4 separate regions of the Homo sapiens genome follow, and regions 1, 2 and 4 are each linked to region 3. The links are chromatin contacts, found by Hi-C or POLR2A ChIA-PET in ENCODE. All regions are on one chromosome and are shown on one strand. The core of a region is the stretch at or near the end of the contact, and the rest is flanking DNA. Distances in the headings are between cores, read along the strand shown. Region 1 has its middle 40 kb from the start of IFNG. Region 2 holds the start of IFNG-AS1 (IFNG regulatory antisense RNA 1). Region 3 overlaps LOC105369812 (a long non-coding RNA gene). Region 4 has its middle 41 kb from the start of MDM1.

What was found. Hi-C counts contacts between places; a loop is a spot of excess contacts on that map. ChIA-PET counts read pairs that join two places held with the same protein, here RNA polymerase II (POLR2A). Pooled maps may share reads with other maps.
Region 1: a loop to region 3 is called in a map with no recorded cell type, with 15 times the contacts of the local background. The contact joins two enhancer-like sites. A Hi-C loop is called at or near these places in 5 of 37 single-sample maps with no recorded cell type and 8 of 50 pooled maps.
Region 2: a map with no recorded cell type shows a loop between it and region 3 (11-fold over the local background). The contact joins the promoter of IFNG-AS1 here to the enhancer-like site in region 3. A Hi-C loop is called at or near these places in 1 of 168 maps with a recorded cell type or tissue (left cardiac atrium), 14 of 37 single-sample maps with no recorded cell type and 5 of 50 pooled maps. POLR2A ChIA-PET finds 5 or more read pairs at or near these places in 4 of 52 experiments (A673, BJ, OCI-LY7 and 1 more).
Region 4: a map with no recorded cell type shows a loop between it and region 3 (28-fold over the local background). The contact joins two enhancer-like sites. A Hi-C loop is called at or near these places in 3 of 37 single-sample maps with no recorded cell type and 3 of 50 pooled maps.

Annotation. Positions count from the first base shown.
Region 1 is chr12:68,118,444-68,121,334 of GRCh38, forward strand. No RefSeq gene overlaps it. Among named protein-coding and RNA genes, the nearest start is that of IFNG, 40 kb to the right of the region's middle. Within about 2 kb of position 1,413, at least 2 of the 41 ENCODE cell types and tissues checked have a DNase peak (open chromatin) inside an H3K27ac peak, as active enhancers do.
Region 2 is chr12:67,987,871-67,990,886 of GRCh38, forward strand. It overlaps IFNG-AS1 (IFNG regulatory antisense RNA 1), which reads left to right and starts at 1,577. Exons shown (of 4, transcript NR_104125.3): 1 at 1,577-1,709.
Region 3 is chr12:67,448,270-67,450,992 of GRCh38, forward strand. The region is part of intron 3 of LOC105369812 (a long non-coding RNA gene); the gene reads left to right. Among named protein-coding and RNA genes, the nearest start is that of LINC02420, 7.1 kb to the left of the region's middle. RefSeq lists a silencer at 107-291. Within about 2 kb of position 1,407, at least 4 of the 41 ENCODE cell types and tissues checked have a DNase peak (open chromatin) inside an H3K27ac peak, as active enhancers do.
Region 4 is chr12:68,372,300-68,375,231 of GRCh38, forward strand. No RefSeq gene overlaps it. Among named protein-coding and RNA genes, the nearest start is that of MDM1, 41 kb to the left of the region's middle. RefSeq lists an enhancer at 1,861-1,990. Within about 2 kb of position 1,657, at least 4 of the 41 ENCODE cell types and tissues checked have a DNase peak (open chromatin) inside an H3K27ac peak, as active enhancers do.

The DNA of each region.
Region 1 (2,891 bases), core at 163-2,662, 670 kb after region 3:
AGGTCTATTTTCTGAGATCAAGCAGAGGGTATGAGAGTGGTCTCTGGAAGGTGGCAGGGATGATCACAGCAGCCCAGCCCCGAAGGTCATGACAGCGCAGAGGAAGACAGAGACCTGGGGAGTGGAGGAGGGAGGAACAGTGAAACCTGACACTGAGAGCTCTCAGAATACTGAGAGAGCAGTTGAGGTAGGGGGTTCCAGTTTTTAGCATTTGGGCAAGAAAAGGAGGGGAGTACACAATTTCGTAATTTAGGCAATTACAAAATAAATAAATAAATGTCTCTATTCTGTAGTCATGCTGATGAGGCCTGAGACATATGGGTCAAAGCCCTCTGTCTCTAACTGCCCCATCCCTCAGATTGCCAAGAGCAATAGGCTTCTGGAAAAAGATTCAAATGACCTTAAGATAGGGTCAACAAAAGTTGTTACAGATGATTAAATGTATGTCTGAAACACTGATTTATGCCATTGGAGTAATTAACTTACCCTCAGGTATCCCCCCTTCTTAACCATGAAGAGTTCTCAATGGCCCCAGGACCCTGACTTAGGCTATGACTTAAGGGATCCCTGGGTGTTTCCAGAAGCTAGGCCCAGCCCAGCCCAGAGTGTCCCACCCAGACCTGCCTCTTGCCTGCTGGAGAAAGAAGGGTTGTTTGACATATCCCTGAACAGAGATCAGCCACCTGAAAGAATTAAAAAGACTTAAGAATCCATCACGTGTAAAAAGATCGTCGCACCATCTTCCTACACCTAATCACAATTGAGTGCACATTTTCAGATTAAATGGACAAACGCTTGACTTCTATTTCATATATATCCATATACAAAAAAAATCAGAAAGTGGTATAGAAATTGTATTTACTGAACATTAAGCACAACCCATTTATTTCTATTTAAATAGCACCAAAACCTCAGTAACATTTAACAGGTTAACAATATAGACTTGAGTCATATTGAGTCTGACATTGAGTCAGACCTAGATTTATATCATGCTCTGCCACAGATACTCTGGTATCTTTAAGCTAATTACATATCCCCAAGCCTCAGCTGTCCCCAACTGCAAGATGGCCATGATGACAGATGAGAACAGATAACTCAGAGTGTGGCTATGAGAACTAAATGATTTAACGCCTGTAAAACATTTAGAAAAATGCCTAGCATGTGGTAAGTGCTCATTAAACATAGCTATATTTAAATATTTCTAAAATATTGCCAAATCCAGATGCTAATGACTAGGGCATCCTAAAAGACAGATTTAGAAAGGAAATTGCTGTCTATATTCTGAACAGTACAGTAACTGTGTTTTGACTTTGTCATTTGCCACTTCCATCCAGTGCTTTTCTGGTAGCATGCTGGAAAATGAACCACAGCACACTAACACCCACACCCCAGCAGCTCTCTAAATCAGTTGTTCTTAAATGAGTCAGCACACACCCAAGCATCTTGGTCACTAGTCGGATGTACACAGGCTGCAGGTTCCCAAACAGACTTCAGCTGCTGCTCTGAGTAAACATTTTCTGGCAGCACACCAAGGGGGCGGGTGGGGACACAGGTAGGCATCTTCTCGGGTCTAGGTTCAGATTTCATATTGAACTCAAAATGAGCTGATGAGTTCAAGGTCCCTGTTTCTGCTAAAAATAAGCCTACACAGCAAGGGTGTTGCACTAAACAGTTTGCCCAAGCTGCCTGGAGGAAGCATCTTCTGCCCACATTGCGCCTTGGTGTAACCAACATTCAGAGTCCCACAGTTTCATGACCACCAACTTCACACAATTAGCTGAGCTCTATGTAAAACTGTTTCTATCTGTTCCTACCTAGATTTTTCTCCTTGAGACATAACTCTTCTTTTTAAATTGTGAATGAAGATATCTGACGTGAGTGCTGGGAAAGTCATGGCAAAAGGCCTGGGTGGAAAATCAAAATGTCATCATTATATTCTTTGGGTTCATAACATCCGAGGAAATAGGTACCTTATACCTTGATCTTCTTAGAAGTGAAATAAAAATAGCCCATCTACCTCACAGGGATCACAATTTCATGGTCCTTTGTAAAACTTAAAAAAAAGGTGTTAAGTATAAAATCTCAATTAATGGAATACTCAGGCAAGAAAATACCCTGGTTTATGCATTTAAGTCTTTTTCTAGCCTTTTGTCAAAAGCTTTTCTAAAAATACAGTCACCCATTAACTAAGTACATTATGATGACAGTTTTTAGCTTTGAGGATTTGGAAGCTTGAAATCAATCAAGCACATTAAATAGTACATGTCTTTTGATTTGTGGTCAATTACTATTTCAAAATGCAATTCTTAACCTCTGGTCAGTTGCTTTCCAGTTAGGGTTTATATTTTAGCTAAGAAAGTTGTTGTTTCCCAGGAATGAAATTGAGCTCAATCTAGTTTTCCATGCACAAATTATAGTAACAGGAACACCGCCATCCCTAGTTTCTAAGGAAGAGAACCAGGCATCTTAAAAAGTAAGGTCCTAGGCAGGACTATAAAGCAAACAATGATGAAATTAGCTTTAGAATATGTTTGGAAAATTTGGCTTACACTAATAAGGTACTATTTGAAAGAGATAAATGTTAAAGGCCTGCATTAAAGGTTTTAAAAATAATCGATTATGTACATTTCAGATAGAAAGACCCTGGCTTGCCAAGGTTTAAAAAAAAGTCAGAAGATCTTAGATGACCACAAGCTGAAACTGAGCCACCAGCATATATAATATGATTGCTAAAAGCAGCACTTTCCTAGCAGTTCCACTGTAGTGCAACAGACTACCACATCTTAAAGAACATAGACAGATGAGATCTCTCTTCTTTCATTTCTTTACTCAGCCCACTGCTTTCTAAGTTCTGCCCCCACCCATCACCACCACCAACTCTGAAACTGTGA
Region 2 (3,016 bases), core at 327-2,826, 540 kb after region 3:
CCCTCTCCTTTTCCAATAACGGATATAAAATAGAGGAACCTCATTTGTGTTGAGGACAGGAACCCGACACTTCTATCTGTGTCAATAGTCTCTGGCTCAGTGACTACCATATATGGGTGCTCAGTAAATCCGTAGGAGCCCAATACAGGACATGTTCAATCTTTATGCTAGAGGTGTCTTGGGCACAGAGGGCCAGGATGACCTTTCCAAGATCAAACCCATGCCTCTTGGCTCAAACCCTAATCCATCTCTAGAACCTGGGGATGTATATTATATAATGTTCTATAAACTTTATATAATTTGTCCTCATGATACTTGCTTGGGTAAGTATGAGAATTATTTCCATTCACATGAAAAAAAGGTGGTCTTGGAGAAATGCTAAATGACTTGCCCAAGTTCACATAGCTAGTAAGTGGCAGAGCTAAACTTTAGACCCAGGTTTCTTTCTCCCCAGCCCCTCTGCATTTTCTCCAGCGTAGTCTACCAACAAATCAGCACTGTTTACTTGGAGATTTTCAAACTGGCTGCAACGTGACCTGTTGAGGCCACACACATATAAAAGAGGGAGGGAGCTGTATTCTTTACTCTGTGCCAGATTTTGCTCAGATATGAAAATAAAGCTACTGAAAACTGTAGAACAGAAGCTGTTGACACTTTTTCCTCAAAGACTGGTAATAGGTCTTCAAGAATCCAGACACATGTTGCAGTCCAGTTTATCTACAGCCAAGAGTGTATTTACAGGATAGCAATTAGCTGTGGTCTCTCCAGTCAAGGAACAGGATTAACCTAATTAGCCACTAATGTCACCAAATGCATGACCTGAAAAGGCAGGCAGGGGCTGCCCAAGCTGGAATAGCCAGCCACCAACAGTAGTTTAGAGTACCTCATACAGAGGAGGAGACTTATTTCAGTAGCATTTCAATTAAACACATCACTAAATCATACAGACACATGCAAATATAAAAATGCAAATTTGAAATACAACACTTTCTTGTAGGTGATTTTGGGACTGAAACAGGGGACTGAAACTTCACACAACCACTGTTTTGTCTCCGGTGGATTCCTAGGGAGTATCTCAGTGCCTTGCACTCAATACTGTTTACTGAGTAAAGGAATCAATGAGTACAAACATGATCTTATGAAAGCAAAATCACTTATAAAGCTACATACATCTCTAATTCTCATTTGGTTTTAACTTCCCCATTGCAATTAAAAGTCTACCTTCATTTCCACGCATATCAACCAATATCCCCCAAAAAGAAAGTTGCATGAAAAAAGTTGCATGAAAAAAACAGAAAAGTTGCATTAAAAAAACAGAATTCCCACCGTGTCCCAGATTTTCCAAATAATCCTGCCATTCGGAAGCCTGTTCATAGCCCCAAAGTACTGAAAGGCCTTGCAAAATGCTCATAGGTGGAACAGCAGGAAGCATCTAGAGCCATCTCAGAGGGAGCCTTCTGCTTCCAGAAATAAATTCACACATTCACAGGTGCTTCCTGTTTTTTCAAACACCTTGCCCACCTTCTGCACACCAAGCGTGGATTCTGCAAAACGTGAGCCCAACAGGAAGCTGCCTGCAATTTCAGGTAGCTTTTCTGACTCTTAAAGAGATCTCAAGTATACCTTCAGAGAAATGCCAGCAAAAACTGTAGTCATTTGGGAAGGAATAAGCCTGGAAGAAAAAGATACAACGAACTAGCACAACGAGGGTGAGAACATTTTTCATGAAAATGCTGTTTGTAAATTACATTTTTAAACAAATAAATGTGTTTTCTTTAGGTTTTTAGCTCCTGTGGGTGGAATTAGGAGAACCAACTGTAAGTGGGTGGTGTTTGTCATATCTCTGCTGTGAGGGAGGAAGAAGAAGGAGGAAGGCTGGGGTGGAGAGGAGGAAGGAGACCCGCATGGCTGGAATGTCTCCACTGAGCTCAGGGGGATGAATTCCTCTGAGACTTCTTCTATTTCAGGAAGCTCACAAACCCTTCCTGAGATCTCAGAATAACCTTGAAATGAACATGTAGAACATTGATTAAGTTGTGAGAGTGTTCACAGTAAGCTTTGATTGAACTATTCTAGGGAATTTCTTCTTAACATGGTCACAGGTGGATGAGTTGGGAAGAAAATGCCATGGGCGCCGTACTCAGTTTTAAAATGAATTCAGAGAAGTTGTTCAAGGTGGTGAGTGCCATGTCACATATCATAGGTCTTGGATAATTTAGGGTGATTTTTTAATTGTAATTAAAACTACTAATTGCATAATTACTGCTAACACTACTGGTTCAGTTCCAAGTATGTATTCTTACATTTGCTTTTGTTTTGTTCTGTATTTTCCCAGCCATATTGCCAAATTAAGTTAAATCACGTAAATAATTTTGCTTATTAAATTGACTTCTTAATGTTCTTTTTTTCTGAAATGAAACTAAAAACAATATCTACAAAGTCAAGCTTATTCAACTTAACTGGTAAAAGGGCTGCATGGGAGAATGTTTCTCAGCTGAAATTCAAAGAAATGTCTTTAACCTACAATGGTCAGAACTGGTCCATATAAATCCTCTCTGAGCTCACCTTTGGCAGTGAATTAAGGGAACAAAGTTAAGAGCGATTAGCTTTGTTTTGCTTGTAGTAACAAAAATAGAAACATCTGAACATCTTATATGACCAATAGAAGCTTTCTAATCCTTTTTTAAAGGAAACTTTATACACCTAAGGGTTTGAAATACATTAATACTTTTTTTTTTTTTGAGATGGAGTCTCGCACTGTCGACCGGGCTGGAGTGCAGTGGCGCGATCTCAGCTCACTGCAACCTCCGCCTCCTGACTTCAAGTGATTCTCCTGCCTCAGCCTCCCAATGGCTGGGATTACAGGTGCCTGTCACCATGCCCAGCTAATTTTTTGTATTTTTAGTAGAGATGGGGTTTCCCTATGTTGGCCAAGCTGGTCTCAAACTCCTGACCTCGTGATCCGCCCGCCTCGGCCTCTCAAAGTGCTGGGATTACAGGCATGAGCCACCGCTAC
Region 3 (2,723 bases), core at 157-2,656:
TAGGTTTCTTTCCTTGACCACCTCCTATGCTGAGCTTCCATCTTGTCCCTCCTGGCTGGAGCAGTTAGGTTTACCGGAGCCACATAAGTGAGAGCTACCATTGGCCTTACCTTGGAAAGCCCAAGCTTTCTGGCATAAAGGAACTCAGATCCCTTAGGACCCTGGGAATCTCACATGCCTCTGACTCCTTCAAGAGGTGCAGCATCTGTATAACCGAAACGACCACCCTCTACTTCCCTGTCATGTCTTGCTTGGCTCTGGAGAGCACAGAGGGGAGGCTTCTGTGGATCACCCCTCCACCTTGTATACACACCTCCTAGAATTGGTGTCTCACTGCCTAATTATGTGCCAATGGCTCTGATCTGTAAACAGGATATTGATATTAGATCTCACATAGTTTAAGCTTCTGCCAGTAGAATTTAGCTACCTTCCCGATATCTTCCTGCTATGTCAGAAAGCACAGCTCCTAAGCCCTCAGTACGGTAGTCCATGGTTTAAACTGAGGGAAAGGACTTGATCAGCTGATACTAGTGCAAGAACCTGGCTGAAAGAGATCATGAAGGCCCTGAGCATCTGCTTACAGGCCTTCCCTTTTCAGTTTTCAAAATGTTCAAAAGGGTGGAGGGCCCTGGCTTCTCTCTTATCCATGGAATGCCTTTTCTGGTGCCTTTTCTTACTGTCTCTGGCCTGACATGCTTGGGTCAGGTCAGAGAAGGGCTTTGCCTTAATGGCATGTTTATCTTCAAATCTCTCTTAGTATCCACTAAGCCTATAGGTCTTTGATTCTCTAAGGTTCATGGGAAACAGCTAAGGAGTGCTAGGGAAGATCTACTCAGGATCTGCTCTTACCCCATTATGATGCTAGCCATCTAGCAGAACTTGCACAGTATTTAAAAATGAACAATGTCAACTCTGCTTCTTCCAGGCAGTTCTGAACTGGGGATGAACGTTCACATGCCTCAAAGGTCTTATATAATTTGGTTTCTAAAGAAATTAGCACTCCAGGTATTTGATATCATGATCATCCTTTTTACCAATTACTCGATAGTGTCTGGAGCCCCCAAGATCCCTTGTGACCTTTGTCTAAAACTGAGAAAACCCACTGAGTGAGCAGCAAAACTGTCTTCTCCTTTTACCTCTTAGCATCTGAATCTGATACTTATCACTCTTTAAAACCTAAACCAAAATCCATTGTCTCTGGTAAGCAGTGTTGGGCATTCTGAATCTAGAATTTGGGTTCGAGTTTCCTTTGGTGTCTATTTAAAAAAAACAATTGTTCATGCAAGTCTAAATGTTATCTGAATTTTTATTCTTCACAGTGCATGTGCTGTGGGGCTCAGAGATACTAAGTGTGATGTTTTAAACGGTTACTCTTAGAAAGAGTGACTCATCTCAACTTTCCCTAAGTGGTCATGTATTTTGCATATCTATTCTAGAATGCTCTAGGCCCATGGGCAATGCACATTGCACTCACAGAGGGCATACACTTGGCATCTGCCTTAGAATACTCTCCTTAGCCACATCTTTATCTGCTTGACTACAAAACTGAAACTTTCCGTGCTGTTGGGGATCTGTTTTAGACACTCTCGAGTTAAAATGAACGAGCCAGTGCTTGAATATTTCCTCTTCCTGTTTGTGTAGCCTTCTGCACATAGGTAGCGATGGTAACTGCCCAAGTGTGTTGCCATTACATCTGGACTTGCAGATGCAGAGCAGGCCCTATGGATCCAGCTCCCTCTCACAGATACCCTGGGTTTGATGTGCTCTTCTCTCATCGGACTCCCATACCCACCCCCAGTTTTTCCCTGACTCTCATTCACATCTGTAGGAGTGGGCGGGAGGCTTTAGCACTTAGGCCACAGAATCTGAAGCCAGGATGAGGGCACAGGTGCTGGCTCTCAAGTGTCCTTAAAGACTCCCTAACCAGCACCACTGAGCTCTAAGTATCTCCTTTCCTTGTGGCTTCTTCCATCCTGGCCTTTCTAGATCCTGTGGGTTGAGGTCTGAAGTTTTTGTCCAGCATGATCTACTTCCTGGAAGGCTGAAGACCACACAGATCCTGGGCTGATTCAGCTTCCCAACCTTCTCCAAGTGGCTTCTACCACTGGGATACCAAAAAGGGGTTGTCCACTGAGTTTTGGTTGTCAACCAAATTCAACCACCAATTTTGCCTATTCCCTTCCCTTCCATAGCCATAGGATGTTACCAGATGGTGATATAGTTTGCATGCTTGTCCCTGCCAAAATCTCATGTTGAATTGTATCCCCAGTGCTGGAGGTGGGGCCTGGCGGGGGGTGTTTGGGTCATGGGGGTGGATCCTTCATGGCATGGTGCTATCTTTACCATAGTGAGTGAGTTCTCACGAGATCTGATTGTTTAGAAATATGTGGTACTTCCCCTCCCCGCACCCTCTCTCTCTCTTGCTCTTGCTTTTGCCACATGATGTGCCTGGTCCCCCTTCACCATCCATCATGATTGTAAGTTGCCTGAAACCTCTTAGAAGCTGAGCAGAGGCCAGCACCATGCTTCCTGTAAAGCCTGCAGAATCGTGAGCCAATTAAACCTCTTTTTTTTTTTTTTTTTAAATAAATCACCCAGTCTCAGGTATTTCTTTATAGCAATGCAAGAATGGCCTAACACAGATAGTCGTCTTTTTCCTTCTTTAGGTACCACCTCTCCCCGACCCCCTAACCTCTCCAATGCTAGCAAGTGTGATTCTTAAA
Region 4 (2,932 bases), core at 407-2,906, 920 kb after region 3:
TTATATCTATGTAAAATAGAAAACACAGTGTAGACTGGGAGCGGTGGCTCAGCCTGTAATTCTAGCACTTTGGGAGACTGAGGCGGGTGGATCAGCTGAGGTCAGGAGTTCCGAGACAAGCCTGGCCAACATGGTGAAACCCAGTCTGTACTAAAAATACAAAAATTAGCCAGGCGTGGTGGTACTTGCCTGTAATCCCAGCTACTCGGGAGGCTGAGGCAGGAGAATTGCTTATCCCTGGAGGCAGAGGTTGCAGTGATCTGGGATCACGCCACTGCACTCCAGCCTGGGCGACAGAGTGAGACTCTGTCTCAAAAAAAAAAAAAGTGATTAAAGCAAAATTAAGAGGAGATGTTTCTAGCACACCATAAAAAATACCATTTTTGTCAATTAAAAACAAATTTTAATAAAGAAAATATTTTTAAAATATAAATAATGGTCAATCTAAATTCTCTTTGACCACTCTTTATTGAGCTGTGTGCCATGAGCCAGGCACTGGGCTAAGCACTGAGGTTAGAAAGATGCCGTCACAAAGAAGCACTAAAATACTGCATGATGAGCTACATGACAAGAGAAATGTATGGGTTTTTGAAGCACACAAGAGGACCTCCAAACTCAGATTTGGTAGAGAAAAGGGGAAGGACAGTCAGGAAAAGTTTTTTAGGGGAAATACTATCTAAATGCTGAATCAAAGAGAAAATGTATGAAAAAACAGATGAACACAGACAAGGAAACAGAGTAAAAGAGAGAAAGAATAGACCCAAGAAAGGTCGCGAGGTTTCCAAGCAGAGTGAACCTGAGAAGGTGCAGCTTGTTTGAAGAATTGAGGGAAATTCCATTTGGCACAAGCGTAATATTATGGGGGGTCGGGGTGGGGCTAGGAAGCTGAAGACATAAGCAGAACCAATCCTGTGGAGCAGTTTGGACACTAAAGGCAACAGGAAGCCTTTGAAGTGTTTTCAGATCTGTGCTTTAGAAAGATCTCTTCCTGGCACCGTGACTGGATTGGATGCAAGGCTGGAGAGAATGGTGCAGGTTTAAAGCTATGTGATAATCCAGGAGAAAGAGAAGGGTGGATTTGTGTTTGGGTAAAGGGACTGTGGGTAGTTTTTCTTTTGTTTTTTTCTTTTTTTTTTTTTTTTTGAGACGGAGTCTCGCTCTATCGCCCAGGCTGGAGTGCAGTGGCGAGATCTCCGCTCACTGCAAGCTCCGCCTCCCAGGTTCACGCCATTCTCCTGCCTCAGCCTCCCGAGTAGCTGGGACTACAGGCGCCCGCCACCACGCCCAGCTAATTTTTTTGTATTTTTTTTTTTTGTAGTAGAGACGGGGTTTCACCGTACTAGCCAGGATGGTCTCGATCTCCTGACCTCATGATCCGCCCGCCTCGGCCTCCCAAAGTGCTGGGATTACAGGTGTGAGCCACCACGCCCGGCGGACTGTGGGTAGTTTTTCTACCTTCATATTTTCTAGCATTTCCAAACTTTGTTTAATGACCATGTGTTATTTTCATAATGGGAAAAAAAAAACATGGTTTAAGGAAGATGAGCCTTATAGTGTTCTGCCTGAAAGTCCCTCAGAGCCTTTGGGACTTGCTAAGCCAGAGGCCTCTGTGTCTGTACAAGAACTCACACCCACGTGCTGACCTATAATGTCCCAGGTTCTGCCCACAGTCTACACTGAGAGGGTGTAATTTTCCATAGGCCAGGGACTCAAGTAAAAGCAGAAGTTGGCAGATGTAACAGCAACTGAGTGGGAAGAGAGAAGAGAGATGGCCTCCAACTCATACATAAAATCCAAGCGTTCATTCATTCATTTATCTATTCACCAATATTAAGCACCCACTGTGTAGGAGGCACTGTTCTAGGCGCTGCAGATACAGAAGTAAACAAAATGACAAAGTCCTAGTTACACATTCTAGGAAATAAGATAGACCATCTATGAATTAAGATTCAGCTAACTGTACTCCCTCCCTCATTTGAAGAAGTAGAGCCGCATGCCATACTGCTATTTACTGACAAGAGTGGTTTAGGAAACTTTGCGAAGTAATTACAGGTTTGATGACTCATAGCCATACTAAATGTGGCACCTGTAAACAGATACCTATGCGTGCCATGGTGTTTGTGACTGGGTTGGCTGGGTTGGGTATCACTGTTTCTAGAACAGGGCTTTCAGTATCGATTTCATATGTACCTATGTACACTTACAAATGTAACTCAAACTTCGCCTGATCTGGCCAGCCAGTGAGTACAAATGAGCTTACGCTAAAATAACAGCACACATTTCAGTAATGTGTTCTGCCAACCACATAAATGGAGACCTTTGCAATCTTTTCTCCCATGCTTGTATTTGGGAGCATCCAAGGGCATCTCGTGTGTTCACAAACACGCTTCTTATTTATGTTCTAGCAACCCAGCTACAGAAATAGCCATTTGGAGCAGCTTCTCAGCCCAGCCCTTCGTAGGCATTCTGTTTTCTTGCCCAGGAAGCGGTTTAAGAAATCCCCCAAACTACAGCTCTGGGGACAGAAAAACTCTCTTCTGTGGAGAAAGTATCCCTTTCCCCTAACACTGTGGAAAGACCGAGCTGAGCCAGTTCAGGTCAAGTGTTAGGACTCTGTAAGCACTAGCTCTAGAAGCAACTAACAATGTCTGGGTTTACCCTGAGCAATGTTGCTTGTGAATCTTTGTCTCAGGGAGTTTCTTGTAAAAATCAGCACCTTCAGCTTCCGCCTGCAGACCCCTCTCTGCTGAGCACAAACCTAGTCCACAGGCTGGTCTGGGGAGCAGCCTCATGGTGCCTTCTCCACATTCTCAGCTCCAAGCCCCAGGCACAAATCTCCCCTCGGGTCACCAGACAGGCCTGGGCATGGCTAAATCTCAATTAAAGGCAAACAGGATGCGGAAAAATCAGTTTTAAAAAGATCAGGCAAGGT